2 separate regions of the Homo sapiens genome follow, and region 1 is linked to region 2. A link is an interaction called in ENCODE POLR2A ChIA-PET data of the cell type or tissue named here. Cell type or tissue: IMR-90. All regions are shown on one strand. Links, peaks and the distances in the headings refer to the core of each region. The heading gives the core; the rest is flanking DNA.

Evidence for each region. Peaks named below come from ENCODE experiments on the same cell type or tissue, not always from the same donor. Only the 100,000 strongest peaks of a DNase experiment are listed, where the experiment ranks them.
Region 1: POLR2A ChIA-PET joins it to region 2 with 10 read pairs; 2 of 35 experiments call an interaction of 5 or more read pairs at or near these places.

Annotation. Positions count from the first base shown.
Region 1 is chr2:231,963,659-231,971,462 of GRCh38, reverse strand. All of the region lies in intron 1 of DIS3L2 (DIS3 like 3'-5' exoribonuclease 2), which reads right to left. Among named protein-coding and RNA genes, the nearest start is that of DIS3L2, 5.8 kb to the right of the region's middle. In IMR-90, for the core only: no CTCF peak of the experiment used is centred there; no DNase peak of the experiment used is centred there.
Region 2 is chr2:232,565,018-232,572,821 of GRCh38, reverse strand. EIF4E2 (eukaryotic translation initiation factor 4E family member 2) reads right to left here. Exons shown (of 7, transcript NM_004846.4): 5 at 5,841-5,993; 6 at 5,608-5,744; 7 at 3,612-3,877. The coding sequence ends at 3,805. Among named protein-coding and RNA genes, the nearest start is that of EIF4E2, 18 kb to the right of the region's middle. RefSeq lists an enhancer at 3,725-4,924. In IMR-90, for the core only: no CTCF peak of the experiment used is centred there; a DNase peak (open chromatin) is centred at 4,451.

The DNA of each region.
Region 1 (7,804 bases), core at 1,896-6,895, 600 kb after region 2:
AACAAACAAACAAACAATGAGCTGGGCGTGGTGGCACACACCTGTAGTCCCAGCTACTCGGGAGGCTAAAGCAGGAGAATCACTTGAACCCGGGAGGCAGAGGTTGCAGGCAGAAGTTGCAGTGAGCCAGATCGCGCCACTGCACTCCAGCCTGGCGAAAGACTGAGACTCTGTCTCAAAAAAAAAAAAATGACAAAATAAACTGTACACCAAACCCCGACAACACACAATTTACCCATGTAACAAACCTGTACACGCACCTCCAAACCTAAAGTACAATTTGGAAATCAAATAAGTAATTTAACTGTAAAATGTTAACTATAAAACAGCCTCAAGCAGGTCCCTCAGGAGGTATCCAGAAGAAGGCACTGTTACTGGAGATGACAGCTCCATGCATGTACTGCCCCTGAAGACTTTTCAGCAGGACAAGATGTCAAGGTGGAAGAGAGTGATACTGATGAACCTGACTCTATGTAGGCCTAGGCTAACGTGTGTGTTTGTGTCTTAGTTTTTAACAAAAAATTTTAAAAAGTAATAAATAGAAAAAAGTTTATAGAATAAGGACATAGAGTATTTTTGTACAGCTGTACAATGTGTTTGTGTTTTAAGCTAAGTATTATTATAAGAATCAAAATATAAAAAATTAAAGTTTATAAAGTAAAAAAAGTCACAGTAAGCTAAGGTTAATTTATTATTGAAGAAAGAAAAAATGTTTTCTATAAATTCAGTATAGCTTAAGTGTACTGTGTTTGTAAAGTCGACAGTAGTGCACAGTAATGTCCTCGGCCTTCACACTCATTCACCACTCACTCACTGACTCACCCGAGCAACTTCCAAGCCTGCAACTTCCATTCATGGTCAATGCCCTATACAGGTGTACCATTTTTTTATCTTTTATATTGTATTTTTACTGTACCTTTTCTATGTATAGATACATCTAGATACATAAATACTTAGCATTCTATTACAATTGCCTATGGTATTAAATGCAGTCACATGCTGTACAGTTTTGTAGCCTAAGCGCCACAGGCTTTACCATATAGCCTAGGTGTGTAGTAGGCTACAACATCTAGATTTGTGAAAGTACACTCTATGAGGTTTGCACAACAAAATTACCTAACAATGCATTTCTCAGAATGCATCTCCATTGTTAGGCAACAAATGGCTGTATTTGAAAATCGATGCGATATTTCACCATATTAACAAATGAAAAGTGGCTGGGTGCAGTGGCTCACACCTGTAATCCCAACACTTTAAGAGGTGACAGTGGGAGGACTGCTTGTGCTCAGGAGTTCAAGGCCAGCCTCGACCACATAACAAGACCTCATCTCTACTAAAAAACAAACAAACAAAAAAAAATCAGCCAGGTGTAGTATGTGGTCCCAGCTACTTGGGAGGCTAAGGTAGGAGGACTGCTTGAGCCCCAGAGGTCAAGGCTACTGTGAACCACAGTCATGCCACTGCAGTCCAGCCTGGAAAACAGAGCAAGACCCTGTCTCGAAAAAAAAAAATCATATGATCATCACAGTAGATTCAGAAAAAGCACTTAACAAAACCCAATGTTCACTCTCGAAAAAAAAAAAAATCTCAGTAAACTAGAAATAGAAGAAAACTTCTCCAGTGATAAAATGCATATACAAATGGTGAAAGACTAAATGCTTTCTCCCTAAGAGAAGAAACAAGACAAGTAATCTGCTCTCACCATCTCTATTTAACATTGTTACTTGGGGATTGCAGCCAGTGCAATAAGAAAAAGAAATAAAAGCCTGGAAAGGAAGAATTAAAACTGTATTCACAGATGACATAATCTTTACATAGAAAATCCAATGGAATCTATTAAAAAGCTCTAGGACGCCAGGCGCAGTGGTTCACGCCTGTAATCCCAGCACTTTGGGAGGCTGAGGCGGACAGATCATTTGAGATCAGGAGTTTGACGCTGGCCTGGCCAACATGGTGAAACCCCGTCTCGACTGAAAATACAAAAATTAGCCGGGCGTGGTGGCACACACCTGTAATCCCAGCTACTCAGGAGGCTGAGGCAGAAGAATTGCTTGAACCTGGGAGGTAGAGGTTGCAGTGAGCCAAGATTGCGCCACTGCACTCCTACCTGGGCAATAGAACGAGACTCCAACTCAAAAAAAAAAAAAAAAAAAGGTCTAGGACTAATAAGAACTAAGTGAGCTTAGCCAGATTGATGGAGAAGATTAATGTAAAAAAATCAATCATATTTCTATATACTAGTGTCAATCAGAAATATAAATTTTAAAAATATAATTTTAATAGTGTATTAGTCCATTCTCACACTGATAGAAATACCCAAGACTGGGTAATTTATAAAGGAAAGAGGGTTAATTGACTCAGTTCCACACGGCTGGGAAAGACTCAGGAAACTATAATCATGGTGAAAGAGGAAATAGGCATGTCTTACACGGCGGCGGCAGGCAAGTGAGAGAGCATGTGAGAACAAAGGAAAAACTACCATTTATGAAACCATCAGATCTTGTGAGAATTCACTATTACAAGAACAGCATGGGGGAAACCAGCCCCATAATCCAGTTACTTCCCTCCCTCGACACGTAGGGATTACAATTCAACATGAAATTTGGGTGGGGACCTAAAACCAAACCATATCAAATAGCACCAAAAACTATGAAATACTTACGGATAACTAAACATTGACAGTTTTCTTAAAGGTTAAGCATATACCTATTATATGATCCAGCCATTCTACTCCTAGGTATTTAACCAAGAGGAATAAAAACATATGTCCATACAAAGCCTTGTAAACAAAATTTTTATAGAAGCCTTATTTGTTAATAACTAAAATTGGAAACAACCAACATGTCCATTGGTAGGTAAATGTATTAATAAACTGAGGTACATCCATACAATGCAATATTACTCAGCAATAAAGAGGAATCAGCTACTAATACACTTAACAACAGGGATGACTCTCAATTATGCTGAGTGAAAGAAGGATAACTACATATTGTGTGGTTCCATTTATATAAAATAAGAGGAAATTCTAGGAAATGAAAGTTAATGTACAGTGATAAAAACATCAGTTAGGCCAAGCGCAGTGGCTCACGCCTGTAATCCCAGCACTTGGGAGACCGAGGCGGGCGGATCACGAGGTCAGGAGATCAAGACCATCCTAGCTAACACAATGAAACCCCGTCTCTATTAAAAATACAAAAATTAGCTGGGCATGGTGGCAGGTGCCTGTAGTCCCAGCTACTGGGGAGACTGAGGCAGGAGAATGGTATGAACCTGGGAGGCGAAGCTTGCAGTGAGCCAAGATCATGCCACTGCACTCCAGCCTGGGTGACAGAGCAAGACTCTGTCTCAAAAAAAAAAAAAAAAAATCAGTTATCTGGGATAGGGATCAGGGAGCCAGGGGTATGAAAACAGCTTTGGGCATAATAGATATGATCAATGTCCTGTTTGTGATGATAGTCTTACAAGTACACACATATGTCAAAACTTAACAAACTGTACACTTTAGAGTTTATAACCTGTCAACTATACCTCAATAAATCAGTCTTAAATCAATCAAATAAATTTTTTAAATAAATCAAAAAAATATGGTCTTAACCAATAATAATCCTACACAACACAAATTGGGCCCTAATTCATTTATTAAAAATTGTTTTTTGTTAATAAGACATATTTCAGTCATAAAACTTATAAGGCATCCTTACTTGCAAACTATTATAAAAGACTGATTTGAACTGGCAAAAATTCAGTGAAACATAAAGAAAATAAATGCATTATTTCAACAAAAAAATCTCAGAACAATTCTTTTTTTCATTTACAAAACTTAACTAAAATTAAAAAGAAACATGTAAATTTCTGACCTTGTTTAATACTGTGCCATAAGTAAAAGGATTAAACAAAAATAATAATAGCTCCTTCTTGGTATAACTGTTGCTAGAGTTTTGCATTCAACCTTTTAAAAGTGATTAAAGCTAACAGTGGCAGACATCAGAGAAAAAGGCAACTATTTCCCATGTGGAAAGCTGGTCCCTAAAAAAATGAAGTTAAACAGAAATGTTTGGGGCTTCTCTCTGAATCCCTCAGCATCTAGATAATCACCACAAACTTCTCCTCACCAAAGCCTAATGGGAAATAGAAACAATCCAATTTCATTAGAGGAGGACCAAAAAGGAACTTATAATGCAGAATTCTTCAATTAGCATTATATAACTTCCTGCCTCATCCGGTTTGGGTCACACAACCTCTCCGTGTCTACCAGACACTCCACCAATACTTTACTGAGGGCAGGGTACTTCATCAGCCCTTCTCCCCTCATGATTTCATCAGAGATAATTTCAAGGTACTTTGCACCACATGAAGTCCCTTCCTACCAGTGTGACCAGTGTCTCATCTGTCATCATTAGTACATCCCAGAGGCAGCCTGTTATTAGGGCAAGAAAGAAATCAAAAGTAGGTGGACTAACAGTTGACTAAACTTCATCAAGTCTTGCCTCAACATAACTGGTCACGTAATAACTACTCTAAGGCATCAAGTTCTTGCTATGGTTCCAAATAAAATACCTTCTATACGAAAAACCCTTCAAATCCTTCTACTTCATGTTACATGACAAAAAGGAGCATCTTCTGCCATTCTACCACCACTCTCAGTTTAATAAAGACAACAAGATTTCTGGGATGGGCACAGTGATTCATGCCTGTAACTCCAATATTTGAGAGGCTGAGGCAGGAGGATCACTTGAGGCCAAGAGTTTCAGACAAGCCTGAGCAACATAGCAAGACCCTGTCTCCACAAAAAAAAAAAAAAAAAAAAAAAAAAAAAAAAAATGTTTTTTAACTAGCTGGGCATGGTGGCTCATGCCTGTAGACCCAGCTACTCAAGAGGCTCAGGTGGGAAGATCACTCGAGCCTGGGAGTTCAAGGTTACAGTGAGCTATGATCACACTACTGCACTCCAGCCTGGGCAGCAGAGTGAGATTCTGTCTCAAAAAGGCCAGGCACAGTGGCTCAGTGGCTCACGTCTGTAATCCCAGCACTTTGGGAGGGCAAGGCGGGTGGATTGCTTGAGGTCAGGAGTTTGAGACCAGCCTGGCCAACATGGTGAAACCCCGTCTCTACTTAAAATACAAAAAATTAGCCAGGCGTGGTGGCGTGAGCTTGTAGTCCCAGCTACTCACGAGGCTGAGGCTGGAGAATCACTTCAGCCCACAAGGCGGAGGTTGCAGTAAGCTGAGATCGTGCCACTGCACTCCAGCCTGGGCAACAGAGTAAGTCTCTGTCTCAAAAAAAAAAAAAAAGAAGAAGAAGAAGAATTCTGGTCAAGTCTCCACTCCCTGACATCAGCAAAAATGGTATCGATGGCCAGACCTCAGAGGGATCTATCCACTCATTCCAGGCCCAGTTTTACTTTTACTCATGCTCAATAGCATTTCATGAAACTCCTTCTGTAAAACAAAAACTTTTTGAAGGATAAAATAAAAGGACAGGCTGGGCATGGTGGCTTACATCTATAATCCCAGAACTTCGGGAGGTTGAAGCAGGAGGATCGCCTGAGCCCAGAAGGTCGAGGCCACAGTAAGCCGTGATCTCACCACTGCACTCCAGCCAGGGCAACATGGACGTGGCATCAGAGGGTCTGCTTTGATTAGAGCACTGTTCTCTTCCTGTGCATCTTGTAGACATCAGTTAAAATGTCATTTCAGTGATTTCTCTAAAACACTTGTCACAGCCATAGTTTTGCATTTGTGTGATTATTTGAGTATCATCTGCTGAGGACAGAGATCATATGTGCATTCACTCTCCCCCATCTCCAAGGCCAAGCATAGTGCCTGGTACCAAGTAAGCACTCAAATATTATATTTGATGATTAAGTGAATAAATGAACACTAAGTCTATAAGAAAGCAACAAAACATCTTTTAAGAGGACTTAAAAGTTTGATCATCTTCACAAATGTATCTTTGGTGGATGCCCAAAGCAACTGAGTCCCCTTATTAAACATTAAACTCAAAAAAAAAAAAAAAGTCAATTCAGATGTCTACATAAATTGCTCTGGCCTTCAATGTCTCAAGGCAAATGCTGAGCATCAAAGGCTGATAGGCTAAACACACACACTCTCCTTATGTAAAGCATACCTACTGGTTGCTAAGTAACAGTTGTTTTTGGTAATTCCTGATACTACCGCTGCTACATAGGAAGCACTTCAGAAATACCAGTCAAATAAAAAAGAGCAACATTTCACAAGACTCTTGAGCATGAATGAAACAGTAACTACTTAAACTGTGGTGTTTCATATAAACCTAACACCAAATGCAGAAGCAAAGAAACTCTAAGTGGCAAAGCCCTCAGCTAGTAACTTCACTATTTTAGATGTCAAACAGGAAAAATGTCATATAGATTTGTACTAAGACTATTTGAAAGAAATAGGTCACAAATCAAGTGACCTGAAAGCATTAAATAAGAACTTCGAAATGCCACATGGAACTATTTCCCAAACTCTTAAGAATATAAGGAAAGGAATTAGGACTTCCTGTCCTCTCCAATACAAATACAAATTATATCTGTACTTTAGAGACAAATCAAGTCCCATTTAATCCAGAAATGATTTCTCCACCCTCTGACCTACTACAGCACTTAATATCCGTACCACATATTTTGCATTTAAACAAATGTCCATTTCATTGCTTTCCTAATAATTTCATGTGTGCACTTTTCTTTTATATCCTTTAAAGTGTATAATGCTGTAGATGCTTAATAAAGTTATTAAATTGGAATGAAATTATAGTTTTAAATGAATTTTGATATAGAAACTCCCACATTTTATTCCCAAATAATGTCATTTCCAAAAACGGTTCACACGCCTCAGTTTTAGCTCCATCATCATCAGATTAAAAATAAAGTCGTTATCCAACCATGTTCAAATAAGGCTTACAGTTTTCTTAGTACAGCTCATTCAAACTCAAATCAGGGGAGGTTTTCCAGTGCCATAGTGTCTTCTGAAGTGTAAGTCCATGCTATTAACAACACCTGCTCCTACTTTCTTCAATGTAGCAAATTTCACTTGAAATATTTCTCAAACCTCAAACCTAGTCAGTCCCGGGAAGATTTCCTTCTGCAGAAAACTTGTAAGCACAAAAATCTAAGCTACAGAATATACTAACCACACCTCACTCACAACTGGGAAGCAAATTCCCCAGAAAAGGATCAGTTCAAGATGTACAATTAAATGAGTCTCACACCTATAGAACAATGGAACAGAACAGAAAACTCAGAAATAAAGCCACACACCTACAACCATATGATCTTCAACAAACTGACAAAAAACAAATGGAGAAGGGACTCCCTATTCAATAAATGGTGCTGGGATAACTAACTAGCCACATGCAGAAGATATAAAACTGTATATATTTCATGATATACATAATGGGTTAAAGATTTAAATGCAAAGACCTCAGTCAGGCACAGTAGCTCATGCCTGTAATTCCAGCACTTTGGGCAACTGAGGCAGGCAGATCTTTTGAGCCTAGGAGTCAGAGACCAGCCTGACAACATGGTAAAAACCACATCTCCATAAAAAATACAAAAATTAGCCGAACGTGGTAGTGCGCACCTGTAGTCTCAGCTACTCGGGAGGCTGAGGTGGGAGGATCACTTGAGCCTGGGAAATCGAGGCTGCAGTGAGCTGCAGTCACGCTACTGCACTCCAGCCTGGGTGACAGTGAGACCCTGTCTCAAAATAAAATAAAAGACCTCAAGCTATAAAAATCCTAGAAGAAAACCCAGGAAATACACTTCTTGACACTGACCTTGGCA
Region 2 (7,804 bases), core at 1,772-6,771:
CACCGAGCAGTTCTCTCTGTCAAGAACCTGAAGAAATATGGACTTCACAGCTCCCTCCTACTCCATTCCAGTATTACATTCCCCTCCCAGTTTCTTCATTAGTCTCTTCACTATATGTTAAACCTCAACATGAAGAACCTGGGTTAAGAAATTTCCTCACAGCCGGGCACCATGGCTCACGCCTGTAATCACTTCGGGAGGCTGAGGCAGGCGGAACACCTGAGTTCAGGAGTTCGAGACCAGCCTGGCAAACATGGTGAAACCCCGTCTCTACTAAAAATACAAAAAATTAGCCAAGCATGGTGGCGGGCACCTGTAATCCCAGCTACTCGGGAGGCTGAGGCAAGAGAATCGCTTGAACCCAGGAGGCAGAGGTTGCAGTGAGCAGAGATCGCGCCACTGCACTCCAGCCTGGGTGACAGAGTGAGACTCCATCTCAGAAAAACAAAACAAAACAAAACAAAAAAAGAAATTTCTTCACATGGAATCAGTGGAAATAAAATAGTGGGCCATAATCTTTGGTATAATCACTCTTATTCTCATAGGCCCACAGCTCGGCCAAGAGGCAAATCTACCACCTAAAACTAGGTGTGAATAGTCTAGCTATTTTCCATCTGGCATTCCAGGCATACTGGGTAATATTAAAACTTCCTTCTTTTAAAGGTAAAGAAAGAACAAGTTAAATGTAAGAAGTGTCATGACTGGAGTTTCTAAAAACAGAAAAAATTAATTAGAGGTTAATATAGGCAACAAGGAATTCTGAACAGATTCAAAAGACAGAGGAACAAAGAGCTCTTTTAAGACCACTCTTGGCCCATCTCACGTACCAGAAAGCAAATCCTGTGCAATTCTACACTTCCCCCTACCTCTACCCAAAGGCTGCAAGGTTCATAGCCTTGCGCTCACTGCTCTCTATACTTAGGGAGGGGCTCAGCCTCCTGCTAATCTGGGCTCTCTTCGCTTTGCCTACCAGTTCGGTGGTACATATCACAGATGCAAAGCCAGGCCAGCAATTAAGCTGGGGTAACCTGGTGCTACTGGACTATGATTTAGCCATGCCAGGAGAAGGGAATGGGTTGGTCCTTGCCTATAAAAGTTCAGTGTTGAAATACAATGATATCTAGATGTGGGAAAGCCTCCACAATTTGACCTGTCTCTTCTCTGAGATAAAGGAATAAAGAGAATCACCCACCCTCCACTCCTGCAGAGAAGCCGGGCCAGTCTTTCCCAGTGCTGTAGCCCACTATGGGAATTTGGCCTGTTTTCCTTTTCCATTCCAGGCTAGATGCACAAAAGGAATCAGTGGGACTAATCCAAAGAGGAGTTTCTTCACAAAAGACATTGCTGTTTCATATGGCTCCGAGCCCAGTTTTATCCTGGTAGCCCCACGATTCTGACTGTATTATGAGATTTCTCCTCAAAGCAGAGAATATGGGGAACCCACATCTATGAAAACTCGACTACAAGTTGGCCTCATTAAAAGGAGCTATGACCTGAGCAAGAACTCAGTTTAACAAGTTGTCCACGTCTTAGGGGTGAATGAACTGTCAGCAATAAACAAGAGCAGGAGCCCTCTGCAGCACAGCAGCTCATCACCCGCCTGCTCTGTGCGGCAGGCAGTGCCTTGTAGCACACTGAGGGGAACAGCAGGAAAAGGCCACAAGCAGTGTGACTGGGGAAAGGCTGGAAAAACCCAACGGTTGAAGAAGGACATTGGGAACTGGGCCAAAAATAGCAAGCAGGAATCAGGAACACCTGACTGAAAAATCTAAGCTACTCTTAAAAAACTCCCCTCACCACCAGCAGCCCTATCTCCAGAGTACTCGGAGGAAAACAAATGTTGGCTCCTTCTTCCTTCATTTTCCTTGGAATTCTTTGTTTTTTGAGATGGAGTTTTGCTCTTGTTGCTCAGGCTGGAGTGCAGTGGTGCAATCTCAGCCCCCTGCAACCTCCACCTCCTGGGTTCAAGCAATTCTCCTGCCTCAGCCTCCCCGAGCAGCTGAGATTATAGGCACCTGCCACTATGCCCGGCTAATTTTGTATTTTTGGTAGAGATGGGGTTTCACCATGTTGGCCAGGCTGGTCTCCTGACCTTGTGATCTGCCCACCTCGAGCTCCCAAAGTGCTAGGATTACAGGCGTGAGCCACCTCGCCCGGCCTCCTTGGAATTCTTAAGTCTCAGTAGCAGCTGTTCCTTGGCTCAAACCAAGTCATATCCATGGAAGAGCCACAAGGAATAGAAGAAAGCAGAAATAGTTCTGACTTTTGTTCATATTGACAAGGATCAGAAGGGTCTCAAGGTCAGTTTGGTGCTTCTAATCAACTCTTACTCTGGGAGGTGACATCAAGCCTATCCCCTGGAGCAGTTACAATACAGCTGAAATTAAAGTTAATGTATGTAACAATTTTTGAAGGCAAGAGGGAAAGAGCCAGAGAAGGTAATTCTTTGACAAATACTAAAAACGTAGAGAATGGGCCTTTCCATATTCCAGCAAATCTCTCATTTTATAGGTACTTCAACCAATTTTGGATATGTAATAAACAAAGATGCAATGACACAAACACCCCTAGAATACTGAGCCCACAGTGCTAATCCTAATAGGTGTTATGCAGGATCTTGGGCCACATGGAGATCAGAGGTAAGTCAGGATGGTACAAGCACAGGGTATCACTGCCAAAGTGGAACAGCCACTCTGGAAAACTCAACCTTAAGTCCACAGACACTTTCACAGATCCTCTCAGGCAGGCTGACCCAGTGTTTGCAAAAAAATGATTGTTTATTATGTTTTTGGTGGTAGCTCCTAAGAAAACCTAAAGTAGCATGAGGCTTGCTGAAACTCTACATGCAGGTTAGGGGCCTAAAGGCCAAGCTGCAGCACATACAAGCCAAAGCCACAAAGCACACAAGGGGTCCGTACGTGCTACGGTCAGATATCCTACAGAGCAAACTCACACGGGATGAAGACGTTTCCCCTACCCCAGATCCTGATGTGCAGTAACACCGGGCCCAGGAGAAAGGGAAGGGCTGTAACCCTGAGATCTTGCAAGCAGGGCTGACTCAAAGAGGAAGATGACCTGGCTCTAAAGGGAAAGCAGAAGGGAGAAGGCTGGAAAAGAGCTGTGGCTTGGGCAGCTTTGGCACCAGCGAGAAAACCCCATTAGCACAAAGCAAGGAAGCTATATACACACAGCCACACAGACAGAAGCAGGGATTTACCTCCAAGCAAGAGATTTCTTTGAAGTAAAGGCGAATGGAAGTCAGCGAAGCAAAGGCCAAGGATCCCCCTTTCCAACCTGAACAGACTTTCAAGCTGAATTCTATATCAGAAATCACTCTGTTCTGGTCATCGGTGTGACTAGATGGGAACTCAAATTTAAGTACCAGAAAATGGGGTCTTATTTTCTAAGCTAGATGTCACCTTATTATGTCAGGCCTCAGCAGTCCTGGAACAAAATACCACATGACACTACACAATGGGCTTATGGAAATGAGGCTGCATTCCCCGGATGGCCCTCCATGGAAAAGTCTGTGCCATCCCTTAATATGGTGACAGTCAGTCCGAAAGGCCACATCTTTGATGCACCATAAAGAGCAAGAGCATGAGACAAGCTAGTTTAGCACCATTTATTAAGTGATCTCAGCTGTTGTTGTAGCTGCTGCGTGTCAGCCTGTTCTTAAAACATAAAATGCTCTTCCAATTCCTCTTGTCCAGGACAGAAGGATCTTCCAGGTAGCACGCCAACAGAACAAGAGACTCCGATGACGCCAGCTTCAATGATGGTGCCATCCAGAGAGGGAGAGGGTCATGGCACATTCAACCGCGGCTTCCAGAGGTTTTGAAAAAGGAGCCTTTGGGGGCCCAGCCTGCCTGGCATTCTAGTGGAAGTGCAAAAGGTTGGCTCATTGGGAGAGGAAAGAGAGGGGGACGCAAGGGAAAGTAGCATCTGGGTCTCAAAGAGGGTTGGTCTTCTGGTCTCTACAGCTACAGGGCTGAAGTCCCAGAGGCAGACCTCTGGATAAAGCAGAGAGCAGCAGGCCAGTCTTTCTAGCAGACTAAGGCAAAAAGCCCACAGGCTCTCCTAAACTCTGTAAGGACGTGTACATATGTTTCTGTAAAAGTCACGAAGAACTGCCTTATGGTATTAGAAAGGGAGAAGAGCAGAGAAGGGGAGAATTGATGAAAAATACCTCTTTCCCTCTCCTATCCAGGTAAAAAGCTTATTTTGGGGGTAAGTGGGAGTAGGGGATATTCAGAAACCTTGAAAACGAGAATCCTAGAAACAGGTGTAGATCTCTCCAGCCTGGACTGAACGTGGCTAGAAGTCAGAAACTACTTCTATCCCAGAATAGAGAATAAGAAAAATGTGCCCAGAGTAAAGCAATGCTAACACAGGACTGCTAAGGCAAGCAACCACAGCCATGGCTGGCTAATAACTGTTCGTGACTATGATGAGTCATGCCAGCCGTTTGATCATGGACCAACGCCCATAGCAGTGTTCCCACTTAAAAACTGGCACTTAGCTGGTTTAAGCCAACTCCACTCCACATTATCTATGAATGCATGGGAAAGAGATTCCCAAATGGTCTGTCTGCTGAACATAATTGCTGGGCTCACTACTAGCCTTCAATAATAACAACATGATGATATTCTTACTAATGATGATGATGATGATAGCAATACTACTACTTGGCCCCGTAAAAGCATTCTCCATCTGAAGACCCTCAGTTAAAGATTAAATCAGCCTCACAATAGCCTTGTTAGATAAAGTACTGTCTCCCACTTTACAGATGGAGAAACTGAAGCAAAGTTGCAAAGACACTTGTCAAAGGCACATATTGGTATGGGGCCATATGAGAGAACTAAACCTAAGAGTCCTAACTCTTAGCTGGCTAGCTCTCCCTCCAGCTTTGAGACAATCTGACAGCCACTCCCCACACTTTTTCACAATAGCCTGAGCTTACTTCTGACACTCAATCACTGAGGAGCAAGCCTAACAGTGATTCTCACTGTGGACAGAGAGCTCTATTTCCCTGAGTCCTAGGGAGATTGCCAAGCTTATTTTCCCTGTGGCCTTCATGCTTCCCTTTGATTCTGCTCTCTCACACACACACTATCCCCCTTCTTCTAAGAGTCAGCTCTATACACAAGGAAATGGAGTCATTCCTGATAAGTAGTCAGTATCCCAGGACAAAGAAAATAGACTGAAGCTAACAAGTTAAAAAGACATGCAGAAGTGGGGTGAGGGTGGGCAGGGTGAAATTATCTTAAAAAACAGCAAGAAAAAGAAAAGCACTTGTCTTTCATTTTAAGATAGTGGTTAGCATATGAAAGACAAGACAGCCTGTAGAAATTAAGCAAGCCCAGGTAGTACAACTGGGTTTCTGCAGATGGGCTCTCTCTGCTACAAAGCACCTGGTAGTATAGGTGGCAGGGAGCCTCGCTGACAAAGAACTGCAGCAAGTAGCCAGAAGCCCTAGAGGGAAGGCCTGGTCTGTCCCTTCTCCACAAGTAAGTCTCCTGTCCGGCCATATTCCTCTGGGCCCAACTACAGATCTACTTATACTAAGCTTAGGGACACGTCCTCCCATAACCCCCCAACACGTACTTGATGCTGTCGGTGTGAGTTTTGTATTCCATAATGGTGTTGGGAGGTAGGTTAAGCACTCGCCGAAGTGTGTCCCGGATTCGGGCTGTGGTTGCTTGGTCACTGGCAGTCTTATTCCATATTGAAATAATGTCTTCCTACCAGAGGAACAGAAGGAATCATCAAAGCAAATCAGGGGCAGCGAGGAGAGCAAAGGCAACACAAGAAACCAGCCTGGCTCATGGGTGGCTTACCTGAAAGCGGACAGACACCACAGCCCCACAGATCTCCTCCCCAACCATGAACTGTTCCCCCAGCATGGCCAAAATGAGATTCTCCCAGCAACGGGAGGCCAAGCCCTTCCGCAGCCGAATAATCCACTTGCCACCATTTTTATTTGCATCATCCTGTAAAAAGACAGAAAGCACTGAAGTTAAAATATGGTTTCACAGCCTTTTTTTGTATGAAGGCAGTAAAAAGCCAAGAATCTCTTAAACACTAAGAAGTCATATCACTTTCCAATTATTCAACTCTATAGAAAAACTGATGGTAGGACTAGGGAGAGAAGAAATGGGGAAAAAAAGAAAAACAAGGCTGGGATCCTTGGCATAAGCCATTTATTAAAATGGCTAAACAGACCTTTTAAAAATAATCCCCTTTACTGGAAATACTTTAGGAATCAAAACGAAATGATGTCATATTTCAAGCACAGATCATCCGTTTACTTGCTAAAAGTACTGAATGTCTGCTGGGCGCAGTGGCTCACGCCCGTAATCCCAACACTTTGGAAGGCTGAGGTGGGCGAATCACGAGGTGAGGAGATCGAGACCATCCTGGCTGACACGGTGAAACCGCGTCTCTACTAAAAATACAAAAACAAAATTAGCCGGGCATGGTGGTGGGCGCCTGTAGTCCCAGCTACTCGGGAGGCTGAGGCGGGAGAATGGCGTGAACTCGGGAGGCAGAGCTTGCAGGGAGCCGAGATCGTGCCACTGCACTCCCGCCTGGGAAACACAGCAAGACTCCGTCTCAAAAAACAAAACAAAACAAAACAACAACGACGACAAAAAAAAGTACTGACTGTCACTACATACCAAGTACACAGACATGAAGCCCCAATCTAGTTTTTTTTTTTTTCTTTTTTGCGATGGAGTCTCCCGCTGTCACCCAGTCTGGAGTGCAGTGGTGCGATATCGGCTCACTGCCACTTCTGCCTCTTGGGTTCAAGCGATTCTCCTGTCTCTGCCTCCTGGGTAGCTGGGACTACAGGCACATGCCACCACACCCGGCTAATTATTGTATTTTTAGTAGAGACAGGGTTTCACCATATTGGCCAGGCTGGTCTCGAACCCTTGACCTCGTGATCTGTCTGCCTCGGATTCCCAAAGTGCTGGGATTACAGGAGTGAGCCACTGCGCCTGGCTGAAGCCCCAATCTCTACTCAGATCCAGTCCAGTAGAAGAGACAGCCAAGGATATTAATTACAGCAATGATACTATAATTATAAGTGCTGCTGTTAACAGATATGCACACTATGTTAAGGAAGAACAAGATAGTTGGAAACAGTCAAGAAGTGGGTCTTTTTTTTTCTTTTCTTTTTTTGAGATGGAGTCTCGCTCTGTCACCCAGGCTGGAGTGCAGTGGCACAATCTTGGCTCAGTGCAACCTCCACCTCCTGGGTTCAAGTGAGTCTCCTGTCTCAGCCTCCCGAGTAGCTGGGATTACAGGCGCGTGCCACCACACCTGGCTAATTTTTGTATTTTTAGTAGAGACGGGGTTTCACCATGTTGGCCAGGCTGGCCTCAAACTCCTGACCTCAGGTGATCTGTCCACCTCGACCTCCCAAAGTGCTGGGATTACAGGCATGGGCCACCATGCCCTGCCAAGAAGTGGGTCTTAAGGTCAACGGGAGTGAGTCAGGAAAAGCAGCTGAAGGGCACTGCGGGCACTGGGAAGAACATGTCTGTGCATAAACTGACAGGAGGGTCCACCTGCAGGGAAGGGAAGATTTAGAGATGATGGGAGATGAGGCTTGAAAGGTAAATGAGGTGCAAGATCATGTGAGCAATGAGGAGCTGTATAAGATGGGTGGCGTGGATGTGACCACATTTGTCTTCTCGAAAAATGCCATGGCACCAGAATAGAAGATGCACTACACCAGGGCGCAGCCGAATACTGGCTCTGCAAAGTTCTAGGTCTCCAGTTCCTGCCTTTAAAC